Regions from separate parts of the Mus musculus genome. Here region 2 is linked to region 1. Evidence: chromatin loops called from intact Hi-C (ENCODE). Cell type or tissue: heart. All regions are shown on one strand. Links, peaks and the distances in the headings refer to the core of each region. The heading gives the core; the rest is flanking DNA.

Evidence for each region. Hi-C counts contacts between places; a loop is a spot of excess contacts. Peaks named below come from ENCODE experiments on the same cell type or tissue, not always from the same donor. Only the 100,000 strongest peaks of a DNase experiment are listed, where the experiment ranks them.
Region 2: it touches region 1 in a loop (4-fold over the local background); 10 of 42 quality-filtered maps call a loop at or near these places.

Annotation. Positions count from the first base shown.
Region 1 is chr6:124,737,858-124,742,238 of GRCm38, forward strand. It overlaps Grcc10 (gene rich cluster, C10 gene), which reads right to left and starts at 3,212. Exons shown (of 3, transcript NM_013535.2): 1 at 3,063-3,212; 2 at 2,662-2,838; 3 at 1,326-1,556. The coding sequence starts at 3,114. The coding sequence ends at 1,405. Rnu7 (U7 small nuclear RNA) reads right to left here and starts at 3,429; the gene lies at 3,368-3,429. It also overlaps a transcript of Ptpn6 not described here. In heart, for the core only: CTCF peaks have their summits at 2,556 and 2,799; DNase peaks (open chromatin) are centred at 874, 2,694, 3,244, 3,794 and 1 weaker place; H3K4me3 peaks cover 3,013 bases; H3K27ac peaks cover 3,040 bases.
Region 2 is chr6:124,659,724-124,664,080 of GRCm38, forward strand. Lpcat3 (lysophosphatidylcholine acyltransferase 3) reads left to right here and starts at 3,381. Exons shown (of 13, transcript NM_145130.2): 1 at 3,381-3,636. The coding sequence starts at 3,486. In heart, for the core only: CTCF peaks have their summits at 2,855 and 3,676 (motif pointing left); a DNase peak (open chromatin) is centred at 3,158; H3K4me3 peaks cover 2,015 bases; H3K27ac peaks cover 1,606 bases.

The DNA.
Region 1 (4,381 bases), core at 144-4,143:
ATACATCACTTGCTGCTTCTTTTCCTGCGTGTTAGTTAGTTAGTGCTTCGGCCATCTGAAATAATCCTAGTTATTGCCTGTGTATTCACTCTGTCATCTCTGGCTGGAATGCCTGCTCTCTAAGCAGAGATCATGTCTGCCTCATATTCATATTACCAACAAACATCGTCATCAGTACCTGTCCACCATGTCTGCTCACCATTCATCTATCAAAGTTTGCTTTCTTTGGGGAACAGTGAAAGAACCAAACTGTCTGTGTGTGGGGGTACGTGGGGTGTCTAGGAATGGAAGAGCTTTCTCAAATGTGCCCTCAGACTGCCATGTCTGAGGTGATGCGAGCTACACAAGGGGGAAAGAGATCCTAGACAAGAGGCAGAAGCAGGAGGACCACAGGCCAGTGGTTAAAAATAAGAAAAGATTTGGGGTGGGGGCGGGGGAAGAGGCAGAGGAAATGAGCCTGGAGGTCTTGTATCTTGTGGTAAGGAGAGAGAGTTCACAGGGACAGGACGGGGACCCAGGGCAGGGGTATTAGTGGGAGTAGACTATTTTTGTAGGCATATTTGTTGAGGGTGTGAACAATGTCCATCCACCTAGACAAACAGGAGTCTGTGGGACACACACAAGTGGTGGAGGGGACTTACCCGCGGGACAACATCTCCCGGGAGGAGTGGGGAGAAGTCACAGGCAAAGGGCGACGGGGGCGGGGCCAATCGAGTGGCACAGCTGTTCAGGGATCCAGACCTTCAGGAAGAATATATTTCGTTTCTTGGCCACTTCCTCCTCTATCCAGCCTGTCAAACCAATGGGACTCTGAGGCCAAGCCCCTGGATTACAGGTCTCTGAGAGAAGAACGGTGGGGCGGGGCTGGCCAGAGTCCGCCCGCCCACCACGGCCAAATTCCCCAGAGGACTGCAGGAGTGCAGCAGGCTTCAGGCCTGTCCAGGCCTACTTCCCTGGGAAGGGGAGGAGCCACCTGCTGTTCTACCTGGAGCTCAAACTGCTGGAGCAGAAGGAGGGCGGGTAGAAGCAAAGCCCAGGAAGTAACCCTAGCCAAGGGACCGCCCTCGGAAGAGTACCTCTCTGACAGTGGAAAGCAGAGAGCCCAAAGAAGAGCCTGGGCCCGCTGCTCTAGGAGGTGCCACCTTTGTGAGCAAACCTCCCAGGGTACCAAGAGGCCCATCTTAGCCTCCCACACCCTAGGTCTCATGAGAGCAGGGTTGGTCCCAGCGAAGAGGATAGAAAGGGTCTAAAGGAGGGGAAAGGCTAGAGGCGGCTGGGTGGCAACAAGAGGGGGTAATCAGGACTACAAATGACTGACACAAAGGTTTAGTCACAAGTACATTTATTATCCTCTGGAACACAAGGGCCGCCTCCACAGCAGCAGCACACATACGAGAACCAATCTCAGGAGGCTGCCACACTGCTTCCAGAAGCAGGCCCATGGGGCGGCAGTGTCATGGGTGGCAGGAACAGGGCCTTCAGCTTGCCTGACAGGCTGGCAATCTCGGGATCCTGGGCTTCATAAGACTTGACCAGGCGGGCAAACTTAAGGACACCTGCAATCAGAAGCAAGTCAAGCCACACTGCTGGGGACCAGTGTGTGGAGGCAGCCAAGGGGGCTCCCTAGAGCAGAAGATCTCCTTTCGTCAGGCAGCCATCTGCAATAGAGGACAATTCACCCCCATGTCCTGCATGGCTTCAACCAACCCCGCCCCGGTTTTCACTAGGCACAACTGGATGCAATATAAAAAAGCCCTAAAACAGCTGGGCCTGCCCTTAATCCCAGCACTCGGGAGGCAGAGGTAGGTGGGTCTCTTGAGTTCGAGGCCTGCCTGGTCTACAGATTGAGTTCCAAGATAGCCAGGGCTACACAGAGAAACCCTGTCTCAAACAAACAAACAAAAAATTAAAAAGCATTATGTTTTCAGTCTCGGGTGAACCACGTTCAGCAGCTTAGCCTCAAGCAGCCTGATTTGAAAGAGACTCCCTGGTAGTCCTGGCTAGCTAACAAACAAACAAACAAACAAACAAACACAAAATTAATAAACAACTGTCCTTGGGAAGAGAGGGCTCAACCTGCCACACCAAACCTATTAGCCAAAAGGCAGACAAGAAAGAGTTCAGGTACACGAGAGAGTTCAGGTTAGAGCTGGGCCCAGTGACTCAAGCCTGTCACTTACTCAAAAGGCTGAGAAAGGTGGGTCTCTGGTTCAAGGCCATTCTGGGCAACTTACTGCGATCCTGACTCGGGGAGAGCTGGGAAGTTCGAGGGCCATGGAGAAACACTTGCCTATGTAGGGCTTTGGACTCTAGAGCCAGAACTTTTGTTTGGTGGGTTTTTGTTTTTTCAAGACAGGGTTTTCTTTGTATAGCCATGGCTACCCTGGAACTCCTCACCCTACATACCAGGCTGGCCTTGAACTCAGAGACCTGCCTGCCTCTGCTTCTCAAATGCTGGGATGAAAGGCCACTGTGGCCATGCCTGGCTTCAAGAGCCATAACTTTTCAGGCGGGGCTTAAGTCTAGTCCCTGAACTGTGAGTGGCAATGTTTGATGTGACTGCCGCCCTGTGGCGAGAAAAAGATCGATCGGGGGGGGGGGGGGGCATCATCATGCGTCCCACCCCCAGTCCATTCCTTTGCCAAGCCCTGTGGGACCCACCTTCCCCGTCGCAGCTGAAGCCATAGGCTTTAATAACCTCTTGTTGGATCTGTGTGGCTACGGGCAGCACAAATTGCAGCATCTTGCCCATATCGTTGCACGCATTGTCTCTAGCCTCGTCCATGCGCACGGCATTCTCTGGGGCCGAGAACGCTTGAATCACCTCCGCCAGGACCACTGCGAGACGGAAGCATCCCAGAGAGGTCCGCGGAGGACGGCGGGCGAGCCCAGAGGAGGGAAGAGGCAGGGAATTAGTGGGCCGAGGCCTGCAAGCAACCCGATAAGCTTGTCCTCCCAACCCTTCGCCCTAATGGGCAAGGGCCCCACTTGGAGAGGCAAAGAATAGTATCGCGCCCTCCCCCCAGAAGACGGCCCACACCCAGACTAGGCTCTTTCCTCACCCTTGGCCTGCTCCGCGCTCAGGGCCGCGGGCTGAGCCGAGGCGGACGCCATAGAACGCCACTCGGTGCTTGAGTAGTGGGAACACAGAAGAGATCCGGAGAACCCTGCAGCCAGCCACCTCCCCCACGGATGCAGGCCAGAGGAGGCAGAAAGGAAGCGGGACCGCACGAGGCGGAAGTCTCAGAGCGTGGCTCTAGCACATACGCGTTTCCTAGGAAACCAGAGAAGGATCAAAGCCCCTCTCACACACCGGGGAGCGGGGAAGAGAACTGTTTTGCTTTCATTGTAGACCAGTGAAATTGGGAGGGGTTTTCCGACCGAAGTCAGAAAACCTGCTAGACAAATTCTAAAAGAGCTGTAACACTTGCGGAAGTGCGTCTGTAGCGAGCCAGGGAAGGACATCAACTCCACTTTCGATGAGGGTGAGATCAAGGTGCCATTTCCACACCCCTCCACTGATATGTGAATCACAAAGCACAGTTCCTTATTCGGTTCGATAAACAATATTCTAAAAGACTATTAAAACCGCTCGTTTCTTGAGTTTGTGACCGCTTGTAAAGGCTATGCAAATGAGTCAGTGCTGATTGGCTGAAAACAGCCAATCACAGCTCCTATGTTGTTAAAAAAAAAAAAAGAGCTTCGCGAGATTAAAGGCTTGGAGCTAAAGCCGAAGTGAATCGGACTTAAGTAGTGGCAGGCGATGTGGCCCGATGTCTTGTAGTCTCATCCTTACAAGTTCCCCACACTGCAAAGACTCTGGAACATCAGGCCCGACCGGGCATAGCGCCACATTTCTGTGATACCAGCACAAAAGCTGAGAAGTTCAAGGCCAGCTTGGGCTCCATGGCCCTGCTTCATTAAAAATAGAGGGGTTGCAAAGATGGCTCACCCTGCTTGGCAATTCCTAACTGCCCTAACTCCAAGCTACAGGGACCCAACAGCTTCTGGTCTCTTTTGAGGCCTTGCATTCATAAGCGCAGACATGAGCTCATACACCTAACTATTAGTAAATCTTTTACAAATACTAATCTTATTGGCCTCCATGTTATACACCTTTAACTGTTTCAAATCATAAACTATGCTGAGAAGGGATTCAGATCTCTGAAACTGTCTCTGGAGCACTCTGGTGGCACATTATGTCAGTGATGTACTTCCAAGGGCTGAGTAGGTCTTAGATTTGCTTATGCTTGCTGTGCGCCTATTCTTGCTCTGAACGGCCTCAGGAGCCTGAACTCCCCAATCTAAAGGTCTAGGACAGGGCACCCCATAAGTATAGCTGAGCATCCAAGATCAAGAAGAGCCTTGTCAGGTTAAAGAG
Region 2 (4,357 bases), core at 358-4,357, 78 kb before region 1:
TAGCCCTGGCTGTCCTAGAACTCACTTTGTAGACCAGGCTGGCCTTGAACTCAGAAATCCGCCTGCCTCTGCCTCCCAAATGCTGGGATTAAAGGCGTGTGCCACCACGCCCGGCTCAGATACGCTCAGTTCTAACACAGTTATTTCTTCTTTCCTATAGAGTACATAATTCCTCTCTACACAACTCACTAGTTTTAAGAAAAAAAAAAAAAAAGAGTTGAAATGACTTTTTTTTCTCTGTGTGTAGCCCTGGCTGTCCTAGAACTGGCTCTGTAGACCAGGCTGGTCTTGCCCGAGTGCTGCAACTAAAGATGTGTGCCACCACTGTCTGGCAAATGACTTTTTAAAAAAATGTCTTAATTAGGGTTTCTATTGTGATAAAACAAAACAACCCAAACAAAAAAAAACGGCCATGACCAGAGCAGCTTGAAGGGGAAAGGGGTTATTTGTCTTCCACTTCCAAGAAACTCAAGGCAGGGCAGGAACTCAAGGTAGGAACCTGAGGCAAAATACAGCAGCAGAGGCTCAACCTGCCTTCTTCTGTAATCCATTACCACCTGCCCACGCATGTTCCTTTAATCCCAGCACTCAGGAGGCAGCCGCGGGAAGATCTTTTGAGTGCCAGGCCAACATGTTCTACATAGGGAGTTCCAGACCAGCCAGGACTACACAGTGACACCCTGTCTTAAACCAGATAATAATAAAGTTAAAAAGTCAGATATGAGGACTCACTTCCATAATCCTAGCATTCCTGTGTCAGAATGGGATGTAGAGACAGAGGGATGGGCCGGAAGCTCACATATGCAGCCCTTGCGAGTCTGAGTCAGGAGAATCAAAGTTCAAAGCCAGCCTGAGCTGTAGAGTTCCAAAGTTCCAAGCCATCCTGGACTAGACCAGGTTGGCCTTAAACTCACAGAAATCCTCCTGCCTCAGCTTCTGTAGTGCTGGAATTAAAGGCTTACACCACCATGCCCTGCTCACCTTTAAAAAAAATTATTAGTGTATGTGGATGAGTGTGTGTGTGTGTGTGATGTATGTATGTTTGAATGTGGGGACAGGCATGTCATGATACATGTGTAAAACTCAGAGGACAACTTTTAGGAACTGGTTCTCTCTTCCTATCTTGAGTCCCAGCAATCAAAGTCCAGAGTCAGCCAGGCATTTACAGCAAGCACCGCCCCCCGGCCCCCCGCAACCTGCTGCGCCATCCCACTGCTGTGCCCAGTACCACACCTTTAAACAGAACTACCTTGCCGGGCGGTGGTGGTGCACGCCTTTAATCCCAGCACTTGGGAGGCAGAGGCAGGTGGATTTCTGAGTTCGAGGCCAGCCTGGTCTACAAAGTGAGTTCCAGGACAGCCAGGGCTACACAGAGAAACCCTGTCTCGAAAAACCAAAAAAAAAAGAAAAAAAAAAAAAAAACTACCTGGTGATGAATATTCACATCAGTCAAGTGATTGTCTAAGATCTTCAGTCTCACATGAAGAAGGGGATGACATCAGAAAGGGATACATTTGGCTCTCTGTGCAGGCCAGTGGTTCTCAACCTGTGGCTCTCAACCTCTCTAGCAACCCTCTATCTCCAAAAAATATTTGCATGATGATTCATAACAGTAGCAAAATTACAGTTATGAAGTAGTAACAAATATAATTTTAGGGTTGGAGGATCACTACAGCATGAGGAAGTATATTAAAGGGTTGCAGCATTAGGCTGAGAGCCACTGGTCTAGGTTATGCCTAGATTAGAAAATCTTAATCCAGGAAGGTTGTAGTCTGCACTTTTCAGGAAGAGTAAAGCAGTTCATATTTAAAAAGAATGGCAGTGCTGGCAGGCTGGCTCTGTGGTTAAGAGAGAATATTGCTCTTGCAGAGGGCCTGCATTCAATTCCCAGCACCCATATCACACCATTCACAATTTCCTGTAACACCCAGACACCGGGGATAGGAAATCTTCATCTACACACCACCCACAGAGGCACAACCCTATTATTAAAAATAAAGCATTTTAAATTAAAATTTAATTAATTAAAATAATTGCGAGCCAGAGAGATAGCTCAGCGCGTTACAGCACTTGCCAGCACTGAGTTCAATCGTCAAAATCCACATGGCAAAAGACAGAGCAGTCTCCTGAAAGTTGTCTTCTGGCCTTCATGTGTGTTCTGTGGCAAAAACTAGCCCTTCCTCCAACATACCCCAATATATACACAAATAAATGTAAAAAAAAATGCCTTTAAGTATAAATAAAAGGACATATGAAAAGGCAGGAGACATAGCTCAGTGGTCCAATGCTTCCTTAGCACACGTAAAGCCTACGTTCAATTTCCCAGTAAAAAAAAAAAGGGGGGGGGGGGGCTGGAAAAAAGTATAAAATGCCATGGAAGTGTAAGCCATAGCTGAACTTTTTAGGACAAGAACTTGTGAACCCCTTTGTTACACACCCCATACACTGTCACTTTCCCTGGGGTCAATCAGTGGGAAGTGACACTGCATAGGAGGAAAGGGCTCCTATTTTGCTTCATGCCTCTAGTGCTTGAACTTTCATCAGGAACATACATTACTTAAGCCGTGACAAAACTAGCCTAACTGTTAATTAAAGCGGCAAGTGTTAAGTAGGCTCTTTTTAATATAAATAGGCAGATCCTAATTTCATTGCCTCCGGAGAGAAGGTCCGTTTTACTATAGAAAGGGAACTCTGCATAAGGACTAGGGTTGTAGCTCCGGCAGGAGAGCGTGCACGCGGCACCGGTTCGAGTCCCAGTACTTGAACAACCGAAAAGGACCTGCATCGGGAAGAGCTACGTAGCATTAAAGGGTGTTCTTGGGCCCCTGGGCTCCCCCAGAGCCTTCAGGAAAGGGCTGGGAATGCAGGACCCTCGCTCTCCCCCCCTCCCCCGCCCCCGAGGAGACACCGTTAGGGGGCGCTCGTGGGGTGACAGCAGACATTCGCTCCGCTCCGTTACATGCCCCAGTAACCCCAGCGCCGGCGACCGAGAGTAACCTCGCGGTCTGGTGACGCCCCCGCCCCCCCCCGCCCCCCCCCCGCCCCGACTCTCGCCTGCTCCTGTCTCAACCAATGGGAAGGCAGCGAGCAAGCCGGCCGGACACCCGTCCGACCCACTCCTGCCCGGAGCCGTCCGGACCGAGTTGTACTGTCACCTCGCCTCGCGCTCCCGCCTGCTCCAATAGCAGCTGGGTCGCGATCGCAAGCCCCGCCCCGCCCCGCCGGCCCGGCCCGTTTCCCTTCCTCACGGGAGTCACCTTTGCCTTACAAACGCTCGGCCCCGCCCTCTTCCTACCTTGCTGCGCTCGGCCCCGCCCCCGGCTGGCTCGACCAATAATCGGGTGGGTCTAGAGGCTCTGGGCGGGCCCGCAGCCAATGCGCACGCCGTGGGCGGGCCCCCGGCCGGAATTGGGGGTGAAGCCACCGCGTTCTGCCCACATTCGGGGCGCGGAGCTGGGGGTCCCCGGGGGGCGCCCGCAGTTAAGATGGCGTCTACAGCGGACGGGGACATGGGAGAGACGCTGGAGCAGATGCGGGGGCTGTGGCCGGGTGTCGAGGATCTGAGCCTTAACAAGTTGGCGACGTCTCTGGGCGCGTCGGAACAGGCGCTGCGGCTCATCTTCTCCATCTTCCTGGGTAAGGACCCTCCTGCCTGCCTCTGCCCCCTCGTGGAGTCCCAAGGAAATGGGCAGAATGGGGTCTGGGGACAGGACCTGTCTGTCTGCCCCGAACCTGGGACCCAGGAGGGCTTGGGGGTGCGGGTCATCAAGCACACCAGCCAGCTATCGAAGGGAAGACAAGTCTGGTCTCAAGTCTGGGGGCCCGTACCCTCTGAACCTCTTCCCATTTTCTTTGGCCCATACTGTGCCCTTTGGCTCCTCAGTCACCTCCCGCCTTGTCATCGATATGCCGGACTGTGCCCTTGCGACCTATGTCTGTCTGTGGCTCTCAAGAGTTCGACTGTGGCCATGAGTACTACTTATTTGTTATTAACAGCTCCCATCATGCGCTCTCCTTACGAGAGGCATAGGCCCTCGAACTTAAGATATTTTAGCCCTACGGGCCTCCTCTGCCCGATTATTTCATACTATGTCTTCTCGGTCTATTTTGTGTATTGCCAACGTATAGTGTACTTTCATCTCTTTTCTGTCCACTTTCTAGTATTTTCTTGTACCATATTGCTTTCCCCCTTAGCCGCCCACCTGTCATTTACTCTGGAATACATTCTTACACTGGGCTTGGGAAACAGCACTATTAACAACCTTAAAAACTCCATGCTTGTTCCAAGGGACTATTATTCATATGGTTCAAAGGATGTGATGTACCTGAATTTATGTCGCAACAAGCTGTGTTATAT